Linked DNA regions of Homo sapiens: region 2 is linked to region 1. A link is a loop called in an ENCODE intact Hi-C map of the cell type or tissue named here. Cell type or tissue: PC-3. All regions are shown on one strand. Links, peaks and the distances in the headings refer to the core of each region. The heading gives the core; the rest is flanking DNA.

Region 1 (11,694 bases), core at 4,401-6,900:
CGTTAATGTTGAGGAAAAAAAACAAAACAACACAACAACAAAAAAAAAACCAGACACAGCAGAGGGCCTAAGGCATGATTCTATTTATGTGCAATTCCAAATCTAGGAAAACCAATTTATGGTGATAGAAATCCAAACAGTCTTTGCCTCTGGAGGGTGGGGGTATTAACTGGGAAAGGGGCACAAAGGACATTTCTTGGGCATGAAAATGGTCTGTGTCTGGATTTGAGTGATTGTAGCAAGAGAAAAGCATCTGTCCAATGACATCCAATTATAGACTTAAGATCCATGCCTTTTACTGTATATAAACTTTTAAATAATGGAGCTTAAAAAACAAGACCACCAAAGAAAAGTACAAGAGAGAGGGTGGGTAAATGGAGAATTGGGAGTCGGGCAGGAGCTGAAAAACTTTTGGGTAGGGTTGGGGTTGTTTCCATGCCAGGGAGAAAGCAAAGGTCATGTGTTGGTCAGGGAGGAAGACCCTGCTGCAGGGATTCAGGCAGAAATAAATTATAGTGTCTTATAAACCTCAGCTTCTGGACTGAATCAGCAGCTCCATGATTTTGTAATGTAGGTTTTTCTTGGATGAATTTCCACGCTAGTCATTTATAATTTTCTAATCTGCAGATTAAAATTTAACCCACAGACACATTCCCAGGCTACTGTGTGGCAGAAGAGACCCATAGACAACCAATTGTTGTCATTTTTCTGCTGGTTTATTTGAAAATCTCCAAATTACTAATGAGAATGTTCACAACATTGAAATCCTTTTATTATTAAATGAGTCTATGCAGAAAATACTTTATGGTTAAATTATCTTTTAATAAGGCAATTTCCTGCTTTCCCAACCCAAAAGGCCCCTTAACAATTTGAAATTCAGATATTGTGGTTGCCTTATGTCAGAGCCAAGCAACTCTTGCATCCTTTCAGAAAAGTGACTCCCATGGGGAATTTCAATTTAACTCATTATAGCATGATTTTTCTTACAGTGACGTGTCTGTAAATCCCTTGTCATAAAGAGTATAATAAACATACAATGTGGTCCTGAGATCAAGCTTTTAGGAGGATCTATTTCAAAACACACACGTACGTTACACAGAGTGTGTGTGTGCATGTGAAAGAGAGAGACAGACAGACATTCTATGGTAGAGCAGAGTTTTAAAACCAATGAACTAGACCAGGGTTTCTCAAGCTCTGCACCATTAATATCTTGAACTGGAAAATGGTTTCCTGTTGAGGGCTGTTCTGTGCATTATAGGATGTTTAGTAGCATCTCTGGCCACTACCCACTAGATGCCAGGAGCACCTCCCAGTTGTGACAACCAAAAATGTCTCCAGATATTTCCAAATATCCTCTGGGGGGTCAAAATTACCCCTGAATGAAACTATTGAGCTAGACAATCTGTTTTTCCTTCTATGCTTTTTATTTCTTCCATCTGTCCATTCATTCATTCATTTGTTCATTCATTCATTGTCTCACTCATGCAATTCATTCCATCCATTCATATGACAAATCTTCCCTGAGCACTCACTGTGTAAGGCGCAGGTAGTGTTCTCAAATGCTTCCTCATGACCCACCAGTGTCTAATGACTGGTCTAGGGGTGTGGAGTCAGCAGTGTGCTTCTAGATCTAAAATACTGAATTCTGTAGATGTCTTGCCTTTTCATGATTTAGAGTGATTCAAGAACTCTAATTTTTTTTTTTTTTTTGAGATGGAGTCTCACTCATTCTGTCACCCAGGCTGGAGTGCAGTGGCACAATCTTGGCTCACTGCAACCTCCGCCTCCCAGGTTCAAGCAATTCTCCTGCTTCAGCCTCCAAAGTAGCTGGGATTACAGGCGTGTGCCACCACGCCCAACAAATTTTTGTATTTTTAGTAGAGATAGGGTTTCTCCTTGTTGGCCAGGTTGGTCCTGAATTCCTGGCCTCATGTGATCCATCCACCTCGACCTCCCAAAGTGCTGAGATTATAGGCATGTGCCACTGTGCCCGGCCAAGAATTCCTTCGTAATAAGATAACCTGTGCTCACTATTCCAATAAAAGTAGTTGACATTTATTAAAGGTAACAAAATACTGGCCACAGTGTTGACCAATTTGTCTAAATTGTCTCCTTTAATCCTCACAACAAACTTCTGAGGTAGGAACTTTTATCACTGCCATTTTTAAGGTGGGCAAATTCAGTCCTAGAGTGTTTAAATAGCTTTCCAGATTTCCATTGTTTGAAAGACACAGGCCAGAGCTCATGTTCCCAATCTCCCAGTCATCATCTGTCCATCCACCCCCACCCATCCATTTAGACCTTCATTAATTTATCCATTCAGCAAATGTTTATTAAATGCCTACTATGTAACAGTAAGTTGTTCCCTCACAGCTTTTCAAGATTGCTATGTGAGGGAAGGAAAGGAGTGCCACGGCAGCAGGACCAGGAATTGCCCATGGCCCTGGATAGCAGGAGCTACACCAAGGGTCCTTTTTCTGCTTAACAACAGTGGTGAGGCAGGAGAATAGGGAAAATGAGGCAGGAGAATAGCAAAGGGAATTAAAAGTTGGATAAAGGGCAGAATAAGTAAAAACAGAGAGCAGAAGCAAGATGAAGGGGTGGGTGAGCAAGAAGCAAGATAAGAGGTGGATGTTAAGCAGCCAAAACAAAGAGTAAGATAGAGAAGTGAGCAAGGACCTCATGGCCAGCAGGATCTGGACCAAACCAGGAAGGGGCAGCGCTTCAGAGACAGGCATGCACATTAGAGAGAAAAAGTATCCTTCACATAACCCTGTATGATAATTGGCTACTTAAGATTCATGCATATGGGCTGCGTATCATGCATGTACTTAAAATTATGGGATAGAGGCAGCTTGCAAGTGCATGGAGGCCGAAGTAACTAAACAACACACCTCTCAATCAAAAGGCAGACACTGGCTAGAGATTAGGCAGCCTTGGGAAGAGAAGAAAAAAACACGTAAAAAGACTCAAACTTCACCAAACTGACGCTGATCTCATCTCACAGAGGCCAGTCCATTCTCCTGCCCTGAAAGTGTAATACTGTGCTTAATGAACTTCTGTTGCTTTGCTTTGCTATCTGTTTGTCTCGTCCAATTCTTTATTCGGGACACCAAGAGCCTAGAACTGCGTGGCACCCTCCGTTAACAGTGGGTGCACAGAGAAGCTCCTTCTGAGTCTTAGGTCAGAAGATGAAGAATGAGAATTAGCTCTGAGCTTTGTGTGCAGGGTGTGTGGGAAGAAGGCACTTTCAGAAAGATAGCCAAGCTTTTCATACCAACTCAGGCTTCCTGTGGTTGAAGGGTGGAGGCAGTTTGAAAATTACTCTTTTCACTTTACAGATGGGATGATTGGAGCCCAGGAAGAATGAGAGATGACTCTCCCCGGGTTAGTGGGACATCAGTGCTATGAAGAAACAGAAGATGGGATCACATAGCTGGAAGCACTTGCAGCACGTTTCCTGGCCCATTGTTCACACTCAACACATAAGAACTCATTCTTATTCCTAAAGAGCCCTGGTCTCCATTGGCCATGCAGTGGTCAGCCATGTGCTCAGAAGACAGAGCTGGAATGTAGACAGAAAAAAATGGGCCTCGGAAGAGATGAGTAACTCTGCTTGTTTACCACTTCAACATGTTAGCACAACTCAAGTTACAGAGACTCGTGAGTGCTTCAGCTCTGAATTCAGGGGATTAAGGGAAGAAAGCTTTCGGCGCAGGATAATATTCACTCGGAAAGGCTTCTGTTCCTCTGTCAGGTAGCAAGGGACATGACTCATGCATTTTGTCTTTTATAGGAGTCTTACGGTGTGCTATAAATGGATTTACTTTAATTCTCAAATAGTCTCAGAGGCTAGTGATGATAAATAATTACGTAGTTGAATGTGAACTGTGATCCAAACAGCTTTAAATGTAGAATTAACTCTACATTTAGTGGGTAAACCTGAGGCACTAGGGGGTTAAGCTGATGGTTGATGTACAAGTGGGTCGTTTGCTTTTCAAGGCCTTATTTTCAGGGTTCAGCAGAGTGAAACTTTCTTGAAAGGCTGCGACTGGTTGGATCGCCTCCATCAGGATGGGTATGGCCATGCCATTCCTCAGGTATTTCCCTTGAAGGCAATCACCATTTCACAATGACAGGACCAATTTCCAGCTGTTTTCTTCCAAGGCAGACTCATCCCCAGAAGCATTGCTCCCAAGGCATAACTAGCTTTTCTTCCAGCCCCTTCTGTTTTGTTTAGATGCTTGCTCTACTAGATTGTATGGCCTTTCTGGGTGGAAACTCCACCTTCATTCTTGCCCCACTCACCAGAGGCATCCATGATTTGTTGAGTGATTGACTTCCACACTGTTTCCTATCCTTCTCCCCACCCAATCACATCTGAGTGATTAAGAAGCATCAGTGAACTCTTTCCAGTCCCAACACACTCCCTTACCCAATTCCTTTATTTCCATTATTCCGAATGAATGTGTCTGTATCATATCAGAATTTCCCAAGCTTGCCCGATTGTGGGAATCACTGCCATGCTGTGAAAGTGACAGGTTCCAAGACTTTGCTTACTGGAGACTCTGATTCAACCAACAACTGTTCTGTGCTTGCTTTGGGCTAAGTTTTGAGCCATGTCCTAACAGTTCAGGGTGAATAGATTGATTCAGGTGGATTGTCTTTAAGGAACTGAAGTTGAGGAGGGAGTTCATTGGAGGCTTTGGGTATCTGATGGTAGGAAGTGGGAAGACGGTGTAGAAGGCAAAAGAGCCAGACACCACTTGCCATGTGCCCAGGGCTGAGCTGGATCCATGAACAGGACATTCAGGCCAGCTCAGAGTAGGAAGGCTCTGATCTTGAGGGAGAAGGTAATAAAACAAATAATTGCTGATTAATTCTGTTCCCACCCTGACTATTGTCCATAAAGCCTATCCATCAATTTGCCTGCTGTCAAACCATTGGCACAACAATTTAAGAATCTGAATCCAAGAATCCAACAATTGGGGCTGTGTACTCGCAGGGACTTGGGCCCTTGCTGCATTTCCAAGAGTTCTCTCCCTCTTGCAGTGAGCTCACAAGTGCGCAAGTCTAGGCTCAAAATAGAGCAGTTTTGCAAAACAAAATAGAGAAGTTTTACAGCACAGTTGCACATTTAAATCTAGTTGTGACTGAAAATAACCCAAATCTAGCTCCTAGAGGATGCCAGAACTTATCTATTAATTGTACATTTATTTGTATTAAGAATAGATCTTTCTGTGCAAAATGCTCTCAGACTGAAATAACTAATTTCAGATTCCTCTGGGAAATCAGGGGAAACAAGGCTGCTTACCTGGGTTTGCCTCTTTCAGACTTTCGGGGCGCCCTCCAGTGGCTGGGAGCTGGCTGACCGAGGAGGACCTGAGGATTTGGTGTGGGATCTGCCAGTCAGGTTTGCCTCCAGATTCTGCTTCCCTTGGCTTCTCTTGAGCTTTGCACTGGACATGGGTTCGTTTCTAAGCTATTCATTAACTAAAAAGGGCTGGGAGCCATTGCTCTCTCATCTTGCCTTTGCTGCACAGAGAGAAGCAACTTTTTGGCTCTTGCTTCCACAAGAAAGTCTTCTCCTTCCTAAATAGCAGGGATGCAGTGATGAGGATGGACATGTGCTGTGCTCACTCAGATGGATTTCCCAGCTCCCAACTGCATCCTCAGAGAACTGCCCAGCACAGAGGTGACCCCTGGGGCATCATTTTGCTCTTCTTGGGCAGCAAGCTCTAACTTGTATAAATCATCATATTCTTCAGGGATTTGCCCTTCTGCCTTCAGGTTTATATTATTAAACTATGCTCCTATTTTTACAAAAGGCCTCCTTCTCCAAAGTCAAGACATACAGACCATTTATCACCATGCACAGATCTTGAAATTCCTTTGAAGACCTTGGTAAGGGCTCCAATCCCATACTTATCCCTTGTGTCCTTCCAGTGGCATTCTGGTTGTTTGTGCAACTGTTTCCAATAGAGGTCTTTAGGGGCTATTGATCAATAAAAGTCTACTCTGACTGGCTTATCTAAAGTTGCGACACACACACACATGCACACACACATCTCCCACTAAACTATAAGCTGTGATAAGGGAGAGTTCTTCTTTTATTCATATCTGTGTTCCTAGGGCTTGGATTTCAGATAGGCACAAAGTAGGTTCTCAATGAACATTTGTTGAATGAATAAATAAGTGAATGAATGCCACATAGCAAGCTATCAGATAGTTTCTCTCTAACCTTTTCATCATGTGTTTAACATTCACGATTGGACATTCAAGGGATTTCTTCTTTCTTTCTTTCTTGCTTGCTTGCTTGCTTTCCTTTCCTTTCTTTTTTTTTTTTTTTTTTTTTGAGACAGAGTCTCACTCTGTCACCCAGGCTGGTGGGCAATGGCATGATCCCGGCTCACTGCAACCTCCGCCTTCCAGATTCAAGCAATTCTCCTGTCTCAGCCTTCTGAATAGCTGGGATTACAGGTACCCGCCACCACACCTGGCTAATTTTTTTTTTTTTTTTTTTTTGAGACGGAGTCTCACCGTGTCACCCAAGCTGGAGTGCAGTGGCACCATCTCGGCTCACTGCAAGCTCCACCTCCCGGGTTCATGCCATTTTCCTGCCTCAGCCTCCTGAGTAGCTGGGACTACAGGCACCCACCACCACACCCGGCTAATTTTGTGTGTGTGTGTATTTTTAGTAGAGATGAGGTTTCACCATGTTGGCCAGGCTGGTCTTGAACTCCTGACCTCAAGTGATCTGCCTGCCTCAGCTTCCCAAAGTGCTGGGATTACAGGTGTGAGCCACCGTGCCTGGCCTGGACATTCAAGAGATTTCTAACTTTTCACTTTTATCAGGAAAACTCTAATGATCCTCTCTCTACATAACCTGGGCCAGTTTCACTGAGGCTTTCCTCTGGCCAGCTCACTGGATGTGCCTCGCCAGGTGAGTGTACGAAGACTCTTGGGATGCAGTTATTTTTGGTACTCCTGACATTGTGGTCTTTCCACGCTTTCTGTCTCCCCAGATGTCAGACATGTCTTTTTGTCTTGCTGCAGGCACCATCCTCTCCAGCAGGCCTTCCTGCCTTCCTAAATACCTTCTTTGAGGTTTGTGAACTGAGATTTTTGAAGGTAGAGTTTCATCTTCAATTGCCTAGCATAGGGTCCAGAATGCATCAGAACGTAACAGGAGCTCAAGAAATGTTTGGTGAGTGAATCAGTTATGTAGCGAGTGGAGCAGGGGTGAATTTGTATCCATGGGAGCTGGGCCCCTGTCCCACTGGCCCTCCAGGCTGGCCTGGTGCTGTTCCTGCTGCTCCTGGTGACCATATGGTGTCCTCGCCACAGAGGTCTTGTGGGTGTACTGCTGCCACATGAGTCATGGTGGCCTCTGAGAGCTGCACTGGGAGCTCAGGCAGCCCCATGAAATGGGCTTTTTGCTCCAGGAAGGATTTTGTGGCTTCCAAAGTTCAGAGGGGACTTCAGTGAAGAAAAGTAATTTCATAGTCTTAACTTCAGAAGCAACCAATGCCTTCAAGAGTTTTTCTGGGCTGTAATCGATCATGTTTGGAGCAAGACCACAGGGCCGTCTTGGCAAAGGCCATCTGGAACTCAGGGAGTGGGAAAGCAAGGGCTAATTGGTTGTGTGTGTGTCTGGTGGGAGGCTGGAATCTCTGACACTCATGGAGAATGGGGGTGGCAAGGCCGCTGGCTGGCTCCCTGGGCTGGGAGTCTGGGACACCAGGCAGGAGGAAGCCAGCCTCCTCTCTGCTTCCTCCACATGTGCTTTTGCGAAAAGCCCCGTCATCACCTTACACTCCCCTAGCCCACATGTTGCTTGTCCTGGATTTGGGGTCTGTTTGAATGGGAGCTGGTCTTGGTTAAATGGTGCAAAGTCGGGCCCACTTCGGCTTCCCGTGGATACCACTTACAGGTGTGAAACCAGAGAGAAACAGTGATCAAATAGGAAAGTGTGTGCTGGAAAGGACCCTCTGTTTACGGAACTGTCTGGTTAAAATATAAGGACATTAGCACTTTGACAAACACGGTGGCTCACAGCAATGTTTCCTGGTAATAAGTTCGTTGTTTGTGAGTCACGATGGATTTGGAAATTCTTGAGCTCTGGGAGGTCTGGCCCATGGAATGACTCCCTTAGACAATTTTGCATGGCCAGCAGCTGCTGGCTTCCAGTGGAGGCCACCTGTCAGCATTTCACCTGGCACCCTCACCTCCCAGTTCCAGGAAGAAAACAACTGGCTCCCAGGGCTAGTCTCTCTCTCTCTCTCTCTCTTTTTTTTTTCGGGGTAGGGGAGGGGTGGTGGAGAGACAGGGTCTCCCTCTGTAACCCAGGCTGGAGTGTAGTGGCATGATCTCAGCTCACTGCATCCTCGACCTCCCAGGCTCAAATGATCCTCCTGCCTCAGCCTCCCAAGTAGCTGGGACCACAGGCACACGCCACCACGCCTGGCTATTTTTTTGTATTTGTGGTAGAGACGGGATTTTGCCATGTTGCTTAGGCTGGTTTCAAACTCCTGAGCTCAGGAGATCCACCCACCTGGGCCTCCCAAAGTGCTGGGATTACAGGTGTGAGTCACCATGCCTGGCTGTCTTTCTCTTTTCATCATTTCAGTGTTTGCCATTCTAACTGGTTTACAAATATTTTGTTTCTTGCTGGTTTGGTGCATTTTTTGAAAGATATAGGGTCTTGCTATGTTGCCCAGGCTGAGGTGCTGTGAGTATTCACAGGCACAAACATACTGCACTATAGCCTCAAATTCCTGGGCTCAAGCAATCCTCCTGCTTCAGCCTCCCAAGTGGCTGGGACCACAGGTATGCAACACTGTACCCAGCTTGGTTGCATTTTGAATCCTGAGAGACTTCAGCAAAAGTAGGCAGAGGGCTTCTCAGTGTCCCGGTCACCAGGTCTAGGAGACAAGAAGTTGGGGGGAAGAAGGGGGGTTCCAGTACCAACCTGTAGTCACTTTCAGAAAACGCAGAGATGCTCATGGCAGGAAATTGGTGTTTATGAGAAAGGACTTTCTCCTGCTGGGAGCATTTAAGCTTTTTTCAGGGTCTGGTCAGAGGCTCAACTGTTTGCCCTGTGTATACATCTGCAGAACCAGATGAAAAGAGGCTTTGGCAAGCCGTAAACTACATGCAGCAGAGCATCGTGAACCACTAATATCTACCACCTGCTTCACTCACTTTTCCATAAATTACACCGTGTTTCTGTCTTTGGAGAACAGTCACAAGTGTCAGGCCCAGGACCCTGTTGATTCGAAAGATGCCATCCACCTGGTTCCTGAATCCTATCTCAGACTGGGCAAATTTGGATGGAGGGTTACCCATCAGTGTGCAGAGCTGGGCACCTTGACCTTGAAGTGCTGCCTGGGCCCCCTTGCAGTCAAAGACTTCCCCTAAAGCCTTGCTCTCAAACTTGCCTGCATCAGGGAGGGCTCAGACAAAATTCAGGAGGCCTAGTCACATTTTAATTGAGATAAACAATGAGTAACTCTTAAGTATGTCTCAGGCAATATTTGGGATGTTCTTAGAGTAAAAAATGTATTAGTTATCTGAAATTCAAATTTAATTGAGTCTTCTATACTTTTATTTGCGAAATCTGGCAACCCTGGCTCAACACTGCAATCACATGGGGGAATTTATAAAAAAGACTGATATCTAGGTCCTACCCCCAAAACCTCTAATTTAATTGGTGTTGATTGGACCTGAACACTGGGGACTTTAACAGCTTCTCTACTGATTTTAATATGCAGAAAGGTTTGACCACTGCAGAACTAAAATCGTGATTTATAAACCATTCTCAGCTCTGCAAAGCTTCACAAGCTTTTTCATCTTAACAGTCCAGACTACCTTATTCACCTGCTGTAATTTATCAGCTGTCTAAGGTTAGTCAACCACCCTGAGCCTCAGTTTTCTCACCTGTAGATAAGGGTGTGGCACCAAGTTAATGTCTGATTCTCAATGCTACGTTTACACTGCTCTTAAGTGCAGAGAGGCATAAGCTGTATTCCAGAGAGTCTAAAGCAACTGGCCACAGGCAAGAAAATATTTTGGAGCTTTCATGATTTAATCAAAAAATTTCTGTGAATTTTATGTTTTATTTTTGATTACACATGTGTGTTTTAATATGAAAATAAGGAATTGATTTGCCTCCACGGAATTCAAGTAAAACTGGCCACAAAGGAAGATGAACTCTGTTTATCCCGTGATGTCATGGGCCTCCTAGTTGACCAGCAAGATCTCTTGCAGGAATCATACTTTGGCTGGAGAATCAGAAAAGTTATGCTCCTGTCTGCTGTGGAGTTTGGTTCAATTATTTCATTCTGAGACATTCTGAACTACCTTTCCTCACTTGGAAGAGTACAGAGCTTGGTGTGAGGCCCAGGTAAGCTTGCTAATTATGTCCCTCTCTCAGCTACAGAGAAAGAAGATGAATATGGGTGAGCTTAAAAATGGCTCCAAACTTAGAAACATCCCCCCTCTCAGTAAGGGGCAAAGTGAATAAATCATGGCATTTTGCCTATGGAATTCTGTGCATACAGTTAAAAGAATGAGTTACATTTTTGGCATTGACCTGGAAGGATGCTCATTCTCTATGGTTAGTAAAGAACACAGATTATAGAATAATAGAACCTGACATAATATAGCCTTAAATATAATCAGAGAGATGGGTTGTGAGTGGGTTGGTGATAGAGGGAGACTGTTACATTTTCTAGACCCAAATTTATTAGCCTCATTGTATTAGGTTGGCACAAAAGTAATTGTGTTTTTTGCCATTACTGTTGTGCCAACCTAATAGCATCATCTGCATTATCTTGGAGTTGGTTTAAAAAATGCAGAATTTGACCAGGTGTGGTGGCTCACGCCTGTAATCCCAGCACTTTGGGAGGCTGAGGTGGGTGGATCACCTAAGGTCAGGAGTTTGAGACCAGCCTGACCAATATAGTTGAAACCCTGTCTCTACTAAAAATACAAAAATTACCTGGGCATGGTGTCGTGCACCTGTAGTCCCAGCTACTTGGGAGACTGAAAAGGGAGAATTGCTTGAATCTGGGAGGCGGAGGTTGCAGTGAGCCGAGATCGCACCACTGCACTCCAGCCTGAGTGACAGAGCAAGACTCAGTCTCAAAAAATAAAAAATATAAATAAATAAATAAATAAATAAATAAATAAATAAATAAATAATGCAGAATTTCAGGCCTCACCCCCAGACCTTCTGCTTGGAATCCACAGTATAACAAGATTCTCAGGTGTGTTGAATACACATTACATGTTGAGAGAGGCATTGTTTTAGACAAGCCTGGGTTGACTGAAACATTAAAATCACCATGTATTACTTTCATAACATGTGAATGAAATTTTTAAAAATTATCTGAAAATGTAAGTGTTTATAAATAGTAATTATCTATATAATTTTTGCTGTAACTGTTACTTTAATCCAAGCAAGTTTCTACTGCCTGTGAAATATCTCTGCAGAGAACCAGAGAGCAAGTTGGGCCTGAATTGCGTCTGCTGAACACATTCTAGGTCTAGCCATTTCCCTGATCCACATCAGTCCCAACTCTTCCACCATCCTGTGTCTGCCTGTCCCTCCCAATCCGTCCCCACAGAATCAGGACTGAGTGTGCCTGCCAGATGTGTGCATGTCGCTTGGGGCCATGGTAGCTGCGTGCT
Region 2 (11,694 bases), core at 5,509-8,008, 89 kb before region 1:
AGCTCCTGAGATGGATCTTTAAGTGGATGCCTCAAAGCTTGGCATGAAAGGTGGCCTTCATTATAGTTCAATGGATGATACTTGACCAATAGACGTTTCCTACTTCCCAGCACAGAGAAGCGCAACTCTGACTTCCAAGGGTATTGAACCGCATCTAGGTAGGGAGCCCCCTTCTTCTGTCTTTGCTTCATTCTGTAGATCCAGCAATCCACTTCTTTGAAATTGATGCTGAGAACTACCTGTGACTGAAGCTTATGATTTTATTTGATTTGATGCCTGCCGGATGCACCTAATTAAAGAAACTTCCTTTCCTGTGACTCAAATGAGAAATGCAGACATAACCACATGACAGCTATGCACCCTTCAGCCTAGGTAGTTTCTCTTGATTAGCTCTTCTCATTTCTGGGGTCCCCAATGCCTACTAGCAATTTTTCTTACCACCTGATTCCCTGAAAACCTCCTGCATTGATGATTATATGTCATGGATTCCTTTGATGTTGTTTCTTTTCACCTGGCTCTGGTGACATTATAGTCCCTGAAATGTTCTTTCCTTTTCATATTTGACTTTTGTTGTTTTTAGTTCTCTACTTTGAGATAGCTTTGATGACATGTTCCTTCAGTAGCACGCCTTCCCACAAGACTGGCTTAGTGGAAATGATTTGCCGTCAATGTCAATCATGGAGGATTGGAAACTCTGTAACAATGTGCCATTATAGGTGATGTTTGAGATATATTGTGACTTATGGTAGTCTACTTCCTGAGTCCCAATTAGACCACCAATAAGGAGATTTGCTGCATGTCCTACTTTTTTCTGGACTTGTAGCCTTCACTATGCATTTAAATTCTTCATTGGTTTGGATTTATACAACAACCTGGGGACAATGCCCTGTATTTCTTCCATTGTTTTCTATCATGCCCATTAATTTGCAGTTTGAAAGCACACTGTGAAAGTTGCTGCATTCACTGAATGCTTTTACAGAACAGCTTCAGTTTTAATGAAGATTCAGAGCTCTTAGGTTTGCCTGAAGCAGATTGATACATAACCTTTTCTTTAAATCCCAGAACATTGTCAACTCATAGCGGGTATTGATTTTTCAAAACAGCATTTCCTCTTCCATCTCACTCACGTGCTTCTTTATGCAGTGCCTCAATGCTCTCTTTAAAATCCTATTTGTATAGCAGCCCCTGCCTTTTTATGTTTTCTGTTTGTTTGGTAGATTTTTCTCCATCTGTTTATTTTGGCCTATGGGTATCATTGTGTGTGAGATGGGTCTCTCAAAGATAGCATACCATTGGGTTTTGCTTCTTTATCCAACCGGCCACTCTGTGCCTTTTAATTGGGGCATGTAGCCCATTTACATTCAAGGTTAGTATTGATATGTGTGGATGTGATCCTGTCACCATGTTTTTAGTTGGTTATTGTGCAGACTTGCTTGTGTGACCGCTTTATAGTGTCACTGCTTTATGTACTTAAGTGTGTTTTTGTAGTGGCCGGTAATGGTCTTTCCTTTCCATATTTAGCACTTCCTTCAGGACCTCTTGTAAAGCAGGTCTGGTGGTGACAAATTCCCCTAACATTTGCTTGTTCAAAAAGCATCTTATTTCTCCTTTGCTTATGAAGCTTAGATTGGCTGGACATGGAATTCTTGTTATAATTTTTTTTTCTTTTGAATGTTGAATACAGGTCCCCAATCTCTTCTGGCTTGTAGGGTTTCTGCTGACAGGTCTGCTGTTAGTCTGATGGAGTTCACTTTGTAGGTGACCTGCTCCTTCTCTCTAGCTGCCTTTAACATTTTTTCTTTCATTTTTGACATCGGAGAATCTGATGACTATCTTGGGCATGGCCTTCTTTTGTAGTATTTCATAGGTGTTCTCTGCATTTCCTGAATTTGAAAGACACATACATACATATGTTCATCACAGCGCTATTCACAATAGCAAAGACACGGAATCAACCTAAATGCCCATCAGTGGTAGACTGGATTTTTAAAAAGTGGTACATATACACAATGTAATACTGTGCAGTCATGAAAAAGCAGGGGATCATGTCTTTTGCAGTAACATGTATGGATCCACAGGCTATTATCCTAAGCAAACTAATACAGAAACAGAAAACCAAATATTTCATGTTCTCGCTTATAAGTGGGAGCTAAACTTCGAGTACATATGGACACAAAGAAGGGAACAATAGACGCTGGATCCTGCTTGAGTGGGGAGGAGGATGAGGGTCGAAAAACTACTTACTGTGTACTATACTTATTACCTGGGTGAGAAAATAATCTGTACACCAAACCCCTGAGACATGTAATTTACTTATATGAAAAACCTGCCTGTGTATCCCTGAACCTAAAATAAAAGTTAAAAAAAATCACAATCAAATGTTGTTAACTTGTTAGGCACATGTTTATCTTTTACCAAACAGTTTATATTGTGAATAAACATATTGCCAAAATCATTAAAAAATTACAATCCCACTTGGTTTTATAGGAATTGCCTAAAGAGGTCCTTAGTTGGTTGGACTGAAGTCTTAATGATATGTTGATGATTACCAAGATCATGTTTCAATTTTACTCTACCAGATGGTTTCTGATGCCTCAGATCAGAGTGAATGTCCTAGGTTCAATTCATTAGTAGGTGTTGCTTTTAGATTGGATAAGCCCAATTAAAGTAGGTCTAAACTAAGGAATATGTAGTACCTGGTGGTACTATTTTGAGAAGACTCCTCTTTACTACTCCGTAAAAATACCTTTTTTACCAGGTCTCTGATGCCTAAAAGTTTATCTTTGTGGTTTTATTTATTTAAGTTAGACATTGTACCTGGCAATCAACCTTTGTATTAGTTAGTCATTGCTGTGTAACAAAACATTCCAAGACTTGATGGCTTAAGAAAACCACTTATTGTTTGTGATTCTGTGGGTTGATAATTTGGGCAGGGTTTAGCTGGGATGTCTCTTCTCTATTCCATGTGCCCACTCATGCTTTTGTGGTCAGCTGGCAAGCCAGCTGGGGACTGCCGGGTCCTGGATGACCCCTCTTATATTGCTGGCAGTTAGCTGGAGTGATGGGGGCAACTAAGCCACATGTCTCTCTTCATCCAGCAGACCAGTCGGGGCTTCTTCCCACGATTGTAGGGTTCCGAAAGCAGCAACAGAACACAAGGTCCCATATGCATGCTCTCTTTAAAGCTGCTTCTTCTGTTGTTTGCCAATGTCCCAGTGGCATGAGCAAGTCACAGGGCCAAGCTTATAGACTCTGTTTCTTGATAGGAGGAGCTGCACAGAACTTGTAGCTATTTTTTTTTCAATCTACCATAACCTTAAACCTAAATATGTGAAGAATGTGATGTGATGTGTCTGTGTGTGTGTGTGCACGTGTGTGTGTGTGTGTGTGTGTGTATATATATATATATATAAATTGTCTCTATATATGTAAGCAGATTTGAGGAGAAAGAAAGTTGAAAAACAGTGTTTAATCTTTGGTTGCTTGAAAAGAAATGGTGAGGTCCCCTGAACTTGCCTACTCAAGTGATAAGGAATGTCTAGGAGAAAACTTCTTTACTTACCTCATAATTCCATATAGATTGAGCCTTGTTCCTGGCTTTATTTCAAAGAAGTTTCATTTTTCCCTTCAGGTTATTAACATATATATTCTCCTAGAATCTTAAGTCACCAAATAAAAACACACTTCTGATTTTTCACTGCTTTATCAACTCTTAAATGAACAAATGCTGTGTGTTTAGGCATCCTTAATTTAATAAAGAAAGTTGGAAGAGAATTCAGAATTTACTCATATAATTGAGTTGTCATTTCTGATTTATTTACATTTTGAAATTTTCTTTGTAATCCAGTTGCATCAAGGCTGAATTTCCCCATGAAATTCTTTAGCTGAAGTCCTGACTGTCAGCTTCAGCCCTTGGGCATTTGTAGCCCTTAGGGATAGTGGCCAAGTGGAAGGTGTGTGCTTCTAAAACTGTTCTTAAAGGATCATGAGAAATTTCCCTGGTGTTTAACAATATTTAGGATTTAGCATATTTACTCGAGAATGGCAATGACTAATAGAAAGCTTAGAGGATGACACGATTGCATTGTGCCTGTGAATGTCCCCAGTGATAGGGGAATGAAAGTAAATACAGCCAGAAAGATAATCGTGGTCTGCATTGTGGACTCCGTGTACCAAAATTTTCTGGAATAATCCCAGTCACAGTATTTTGTTTTCCATCACACAAATACTTTGCTACCAAACTATGTATCTATGAGGCCACCTCTGATATATAATTGGAAACAGCGCAACTTTGTCAGATCATGGTTCCCAATTTTTGGTTTGCAAAAATTGTTACCTTAGATTGTTTATGCTTTTTTCTTTCTTTCCTTTTTAAAGTAGAGCTTTTATGTTTTATTCAAAATATATTTTAAAAGATAAGCAACATAAATTACCTTCAGAGCAAATTTTCGGCAAGATAATTAGGAATGCAAAAAGCTAATTCACAAATGTCTAGTATATGATAGTCAATTTGAAACACACTTAATCTTTACAAAACTATAATATTATTTTTAATATTACCTACTGGTCTGTATGTTACTCAAAATCTTAATCTTGGTGCTGTATTAAATACTTCTAATATCTTCCATTTTCTGACATTCCTTTCTGCAAAAATATTATTCCTGTGGGTTAAGGAAGCTAGATCAGAGATGTGGGAAAAATTGCCCTCACGAATTTGAATATGAACTTGTTTATCCTCATTCCGCTTAGGCATGTGTGACTCCTAGTCATACAGTGAGGAACTAGAACACATTGTGCCACAGCTATATCCTTATTACTTTCCCTCATTCTGGCCTTTCTTTTCCAATACGTCATTTGTTGTCACTTTGGGATTCCTTTGTGTTACTTTTTTCCCTTATGTAAACCTCGAGAGGAGGGTAGCTTCCTTTAGTCCATGTGCCGATGGCTGGTAGATCATTTGACTATATGTTTCACTGTTGGTTTATTTATATGCCCATAGCTGGTACATGTTCTGACCATATGTTTTGCGGTTGGATTAGTTAAACGCGCTTAGGAGATGCCATGGCTGTTAAAATACAAAACCGGCTGGGCACGGTGGCTCACGCCTGTAATCCCAGCACTTTGGGAGGCCAAGGCGGACGGATCACATAGTCAGGAGTTCGAGACCAGCCTGACCAACATGGTGAAACCCTGTCTCTCCTAAAATTACAAAAATTAGTCAGGTACGGTGGCAGGCACCTGTAATCCCAGCTACTCAGGAGGCTAAGGCAGGAGAATTGTTTGAACTCAGGAGACGGAAGTTGCAGTGACCCTAGATTGCGCCTTTGCACTCCAGCCTGGGCGACAGAGTGAAACTCCATCTCAAAACAACAACAACAACAACAACAACAAAACACAAAAAATCCCATAACCACACTATATGTAGCATTTTCCTTGGACAACCCCTACCATTTCCCCGCATTTGTGAGAGTCAGAGATTGTGGGAGACGTTGTATACTTTTCTATTCTATAGCTTAGTGGCTCTCAAACTTGAGTGCTCATCAGAACCATGTTAGAGGGTTTAAGTCATGGAGTTCTGGGCCCTACCCTTAGAGTCCCTGAATCAGCGGGTCTTGAGTGTGACCTGAGAACACGCATTTCTAACTAGTTCCCAGGTGGTGTTGATGCTGCTGGTCTGGGGACTGCACTGAGACCCAAGTGTGATGAGTGCGGATACCTCAAATGAATGTCTATTAGTAACTAAGAGGTCAACTAAACCAAATTTAACCAATTGATTGTGAAATAAATTAAAAGGAAATAAACATTTTAAAACTCTTCTATACTTTTATACCGTTTAAAATTTCTCTTTGTTAGTATGCATACTTGTGTAAAAGTAATTATCTAGGTTTTATTTTCTCTTCAAAGTGCCATAATAGAGTCTTAGTCTTTGATTTTCCCCCCTCCCACCCATTTGTTGCCTTTGCTGGCCCCAGCACCCATCTTTGTGCATCCCATAATGAAAAACTTCTGGAATGTGAGGGTGTATGTCTACCTTTGCTTTTCTAAACTTTCTTATCATCTTCCTCACCTCAATTATAAACCAGCCATTTTTATGTGTTTATAAACATGCTAGATAATCAATTGAGGGTATGGGATTATTTTATTAAAATGCTTTTCTTACTGTTTATATGTAAACACACATAGCACAATAATCTTTAACTCAAATTATAAAATATTATTTTGTCATTATACTTAGTATTTAATCTTGGTGCTTTAATCATGGTATTACAAACATTTGCATTAAAAATATTTTAAATAAAAAGTAAGAAAAATAGGCCACTTTACAATGGATAATTTAAACTGTAGACACCATATGTTTATAGAGGACATATTGGTGAATTTGCAAGCTGTAGAGAAATATTTGAATGTTATGTTTTATTATTAAAGGGAATGGGATTTCTTCTTTAAATATAACCTGGCAGATTCATTTGCATCCCTCTGTGCCATCTATTTCCTTTTGTAAAAGACATCTTTTTTTTCTTTTTTTTTAATTATTATTATACTTTAAGTTTTAGGGTACATGTGCACAATGTGCAGGTTAGTTACATATGTATACATGTGCCATGCTGATGTGCTGCACCCATTAACTCGTCATTTAGCATTAGGTATATCTCCTAATGCTATCCCTCCCCCCTCCCCACACTTATCTTTTTAGTCCTCCTCTTTTGTTAAACTCCTGAGTAACTTTTTTTTTTTCCTTTTTCACTTGCCTAGATAATAAGTAGAATCCACCCTCTAGTGGCCAAAAGCAACATTAAAAAAAAAAGTCATAAGACATAGCTAAAACATTGTGAAGAGATTGATTTTTCTCAGTGTGACTAGTTTGTAACCTAGTCCTGAAGCCAATTCCAAGAGAAAGCTTTCAGAAATGTTTAGATCAACATGGCTAGAAAGATTCCCCAGATGATGGACAAGTTTAAAGTCAAAGGCCTTTAGACACTGTTTCCGTTAAAGCAGGTTCACTGCCAATTTCTCCTGGCTTCCAGTGTCCTTCATAAGCACAGTCACAAGTGAGCTGTCGTCTTCCATATAGTCCCAGATTTTCTTAAATGTTTTTGAGGGAGAATGCTCATTTTTAAGGAGATAACTCCAGATAGTGGTCGTTTGGTTTTTACTGTATATTTAAGAACTGTTTCCTTTCCAAATATAAATTAATTATGATTTACACTCAGTACATCTACAGAAGTTACAGAATTTTTAACATCTTCAAAGATTTTCTTTTCTGCATATTAAAAAGTATAATTCTTCTTTTAAAAAACAATTTCTTTACTAGCAGTGCGTTTATTATAATGTCTGTTCCCTGCATCTCAGAAAATCTCCTCTAATAAGTCTAGTCTTTTCCCTTTATAGACTATAGGAAATGTTCTTATCTCTCCACTAAAAAAATATTTTAAAAAGTTAGGGTTTTTCTAATATTATCTGTTTTCCTTACTGCCAATCAAGGGTTAGACATAAAGAATGGTCATCATTTCCCTTGTAATCGGTGACATAATTTAGAGTTGTGTTACTACAAATAAAATACCCATAAAACATGTGTATTAGTCAGGGTTCTCTACAGGGACAGAATTAATGGAATATATATATATATATATATTTACTAAGTATTAAGTCACACGATCACAAGGTCACATAATAGGCCATCTGCAGGCTGAGGAGCAAAGAGAGCCAGTCCGAGTTCCAAAACTGAAGAACTTGTAGTCTGATGTTCGAGGGCAGGAAGCATCCAGCACGGGAGAAAGATGTAGGCTGGGAGGCTAGGTCACAGTCTCTCTTTTCACATTTTTCTGCCTGCTTATATTCTAGTCATGCTAGCAGCTGATTAGCTGGTGCCCACTCAGATTAAGGGTGGATCTGCCTTTCCCAGCCCACTGACTCAAATGTTAATCTCCTTTGGCAACAGACTCACAGACACAGCTAGAATCAATACTTTGTATCCTTCAATCCAATCAAGTTGACACTCAGTATTAACCATCAGTTAATCAGTATTAACCATCACAGCATGGATGATATTACCCGCTTATATCACACAATAACATATCTCTGTTAATGGAAAATTAGAAAACATGAATATACATATTTAAATTAATAAAAGAATCCCTTAACAAAACAATTGTCAATTTTGGAAGATGTTTTTCCAAGCCTTTTAATGCATGTTTGTGCAAAACAGGCACTGGTAAAGAAAAGAACTCTTCTGTATTTATGTATGCAAAGGTTATTTGGCCCTCTGATTCTATTTTTCTAGCAAATTCAATTTACCCAGTTTGATCAAGCATCTTCTATATTCCTCAACCTGTGTGCTAAGGAAATGAGAGGAGAACAGCCTGTTGTTAAAGAGAAAATGCAGAGTTTGGAATCAAATATTGAGCAGTGAATCGAAGTTTTACTGCCAAGCAGGAAACCAGATCCAGCCCCGAGGTTAATCTCAGGGGATGGGGCTATGAAAAGGAAAAAGGGTAGGTTTTAAAAAGCCAAACATAAACAGGCTGTTTCGTATTGGAAAAATTTAGATCTTCAAGTTCCTGGGTGGTGAAATCTGGGCTAATCAGCCAGGCACCATGTCAGTGCTGAGCTGGTGCTATTGTGCTTCTCTAGTAAGCGGTCTTTGCTGACCATGTGAAACTATGGCTCAGGGTAATGGCGTCCTTCAGGGCTATGGTGCTTAGGGCCTTTGCTGTGTCTGCAAGGTGGGCACCTATTTCAGAAGTACGGCACCCAGGTTGTCTTTTAAAATCACGTTTGCCTCACAGGCCAGGTGACCACACATCACATCATGATGTGCTTACGCCAGGCATTGTGCTTAATGCTTCCCTTGTGTTACCACCTCACGGACAATGCCAGGCCCGTGTCCTCCTAAGGGAGAGGCAGAAACTCCTCCTTTTATAAGTATCCTCTGTTGCCACAAGTGCCCATGAATGGCCTTAATGGAAGATGTGACACACTGGCACTGAGCTGCAACTGTATGCCTGATGGTCCAGTGCTCCCCATCTAGAAACACTCTCAATACTGAGTTACAAAAAGTACTTAATAAAAAGAAAATAGCATCAAATACATTTTATTTTAATAAGGGAAGCAAGAATATGTATTTCACTTGGGAAGCAAGAATCCTGCTGTGTCCCATTGTCTCTCAAACTCTCACATTGTACCCCCAGCCCCCATATGCTCCACCATCTTGGTGACCCTCCAAGGGCAGTGCTCAAGGTCATTACGCCAGTTGGAGACATCACTCTGCAGGGGCCCACAACATTTCTGGCAGCGACCTTGCTGTCTGCCCAGTGTAATTCCATCATGTTCTGGACCAGTTTTTCTTTCTCTCTATTTTATCTTTTTGGCTTTTTCTCTTTCTATGTCTCTTTCTCTGTTTCTTTTCTGTCTCCATCTTGATAACTCTGGGTCTCTCTTTTGCTCTTCCTCTCTACCCATCCCATGCTCCCCTGATCCTGCTCTCTCTTTTTCTGCCCTCCCTCCACCTCTGACTTCTTGTGTCTTCTTACATAAGGCCTTTCTTTCTTAACTACAGCACAATTGAACCCCTCAGCAACTAGTTCAATGCTTGGCTATATAGTCAGATTTCAGCAAATACTCATTAAAATGAACTGATTTTTTTTTTTTTCAAATCACTTCCGTTTTTCTGGGAGAACCTGTCAATTCTTTTTGTTCAATTAAGATCTGCTTCTTCTAGAATATGGTTCCCTTCCACTCCATTCCCCTCCCCAGCCCCTTCCTTCTAATGAGCTTCTGTTGTATTTTAAAGTGCCTAGAAGAGAAATTGGCCCATAGAAGGGGACTCAATAAATGTCAATTCCTGCACTCCTTTGAAAGAAATTGCAGTATCTCTGGACAAAACAGCCAGGAATCTGGGCCTCCCCTTCCACCTCTCCTTCCTTCTCACCCTTCACATTCTATTCATTACCAGGTATTTCTATTTACTGTTTAAATGGCTCTTGACATTTATATTCCACATGGCCCTGTCACCACTCTCATCCCAGCCGTGATTTCCCGAGACGATTGCAGCAGCCTCTTCACTGATTTCTCCACATTGATTCTTGCAGGTCTTATCCCCATTCTCCAAAGGGTAGCTGGAGCAATCTCTCTGAAATGCAAATCTGATTTTGTATCCCCCCACCACCCACATGAAAGATACCACCAGGCCTGACACCTGCCTGTTTCTCTTTTCTTTTCTTTTTTTCTCTTTTTTTTTTTTTTTTTTGAGATGGAATCTCGCTCTGTCACCCAGGCTAGAATGCAGTGGTGCGATCCCAGCTCACTGCAACCTCTGCCTCCCGGGTTCAAGCAATTCTCCCGCCTCAGCCTCCCAAGTAGCTGGGACTATAGGTGTGTGCCACCACGCCTGGCTAATTTTTGCATTTTTAGTAGAGACGAGATTTCACCATGTTGGTCAGGCTGGTCTCGAACTCCTGACCTCGTGATCTGCCCGCCTCAGCCTCCCAAAGTGCTGGGATTACAGGCGTGAGCCACCATGCCCAGCCCAGTGTTCTTATTTCTTCTCTGCCCTTTGCTCTACAGTGGGTTGCAATCCATGTCTGGAACAAATCACAAGCCGTGGTCCCTCTACCGTGGGTCTTTTGCACCCACAGCTTTTCCTGCCTTGAATTTTCTCATCATTCTTCTGCACACCCCTCCCTCTTAGCTCACTTTCCCCTCTTCCTGGCAGCCTCCCTGGGGCAAGGTCAGCTCTCCTGCATCTCCTCCCTCTCCTCCCTCCTGGAACACCAGGCCCCTCATTGCTTATACTTCCCAGTTATGATTTTCCATTGACTTGAATGATTGATTGATGTTTTTCCCCTCATAAGCGCCCCAGTAAAGGCACTTTATCTGTTTTTACTCACCAGATAGCCCCAGTGACTAGCACAGTGCCTGACACATAGCAGGCATTGAATAACTATTTGTTGACTTAAAGAATGAATCGATCAAGGAGGCAAATATGAGAAACAGAGAATTACCAACCTTCCCCATGTGGCTATTAAAGCCAGAGAGCCTCTGCACTGAGGGAGAATATAAACTCATGGTGTGAACAGTGAGGATATGATTTAGAGCTGGCTTTTCATCATCCATCCTTTTGGAAGCCCAGGGAGGGAGATGGAAATTTGTAGATGGCTCAGTAACATAAATAATAGGGAGGTTTTACAGTCAAAAACTTTAATTTAGCCTCTGTCTTTAGTCCTTTCAATTTAATGTTTATAAAAATCACAGCAAGTGAAAATATTGACTGATTTGGGTCTTCTGACATTTATTTTCTTTTCTGGCTTAGTTGCCATGAGCAATAAAAGGATAAGAAATTAGAGACTAAAGAAATAAGAAACATCAGCAGCTATTGTCTGCCACACACCAACGAATGCTCTGCATTGACTTACACAACTTCCTCCATGTTCACAAGTATTTTCTGGCTTTATTGTGTGTGTTGTGTGTGTGTGTGTGACAGAAGCACGATTACTCAGTGAAAACCTGTGCAGTTATCAAAACCAGCAGGTTCGTTTAAACGAGAGCATCTGAACACTTAATAGGATTAATGTGAGCCCAGATGCTTGCCTCTGTTCTTATTTCTGTTCTTTAATCGATTTCTATTATGAACCTGCCAGCAACAAGAGAGGCTAAGGGAGATAGATGCACACACTCACTCACACACACACGCACCCA

The links. A loop is a pair of places that touch in the nucleus more often than their neighbours do. Peaks named below come from ENCODE experiments on the same cell type or tissue, not always from the same donor. Only the 100,000 strongest peaks of a DNase experiment are listed, where the experiment ranks them.
Region 2: a loop joins it to region 1, with 4 times the contacts of the local background. A loop is called at or near these places in 4 of 110 quality-filtered maps.

The regions. Positions count from the first base shown.
Region 1 is chr2:229,336,246-229,347,939 of GRCh38, reverse strand. No RefSeq gene overlaps it. Among named protein-coding and RNA genes, the nearest start is that of PID1, 71 kb to the right of the region's middle. In PC-3, for the core only: a CTCF peak has its summit at 5,351 (motif pointing left); no DNase peak of the experiment used is centred there; H3K27ac peaks cover 354 bases.
Region 2 is chr2:229,426,627-229,438,320 of GRCh38, reverse strand. All of the region lies in intron 8 of DNER (delta/notch like EGF repeat containing), which reads left to right. Among named protein-coding and RNA genes, the nearest start is that of PID1, 160 kb to the right of the region's middle. In PC-3, for the core only: a CTCF peak has its summit at 6,785 (motif pointing left); a DNase peak (open chromatin) is centred at 6,780.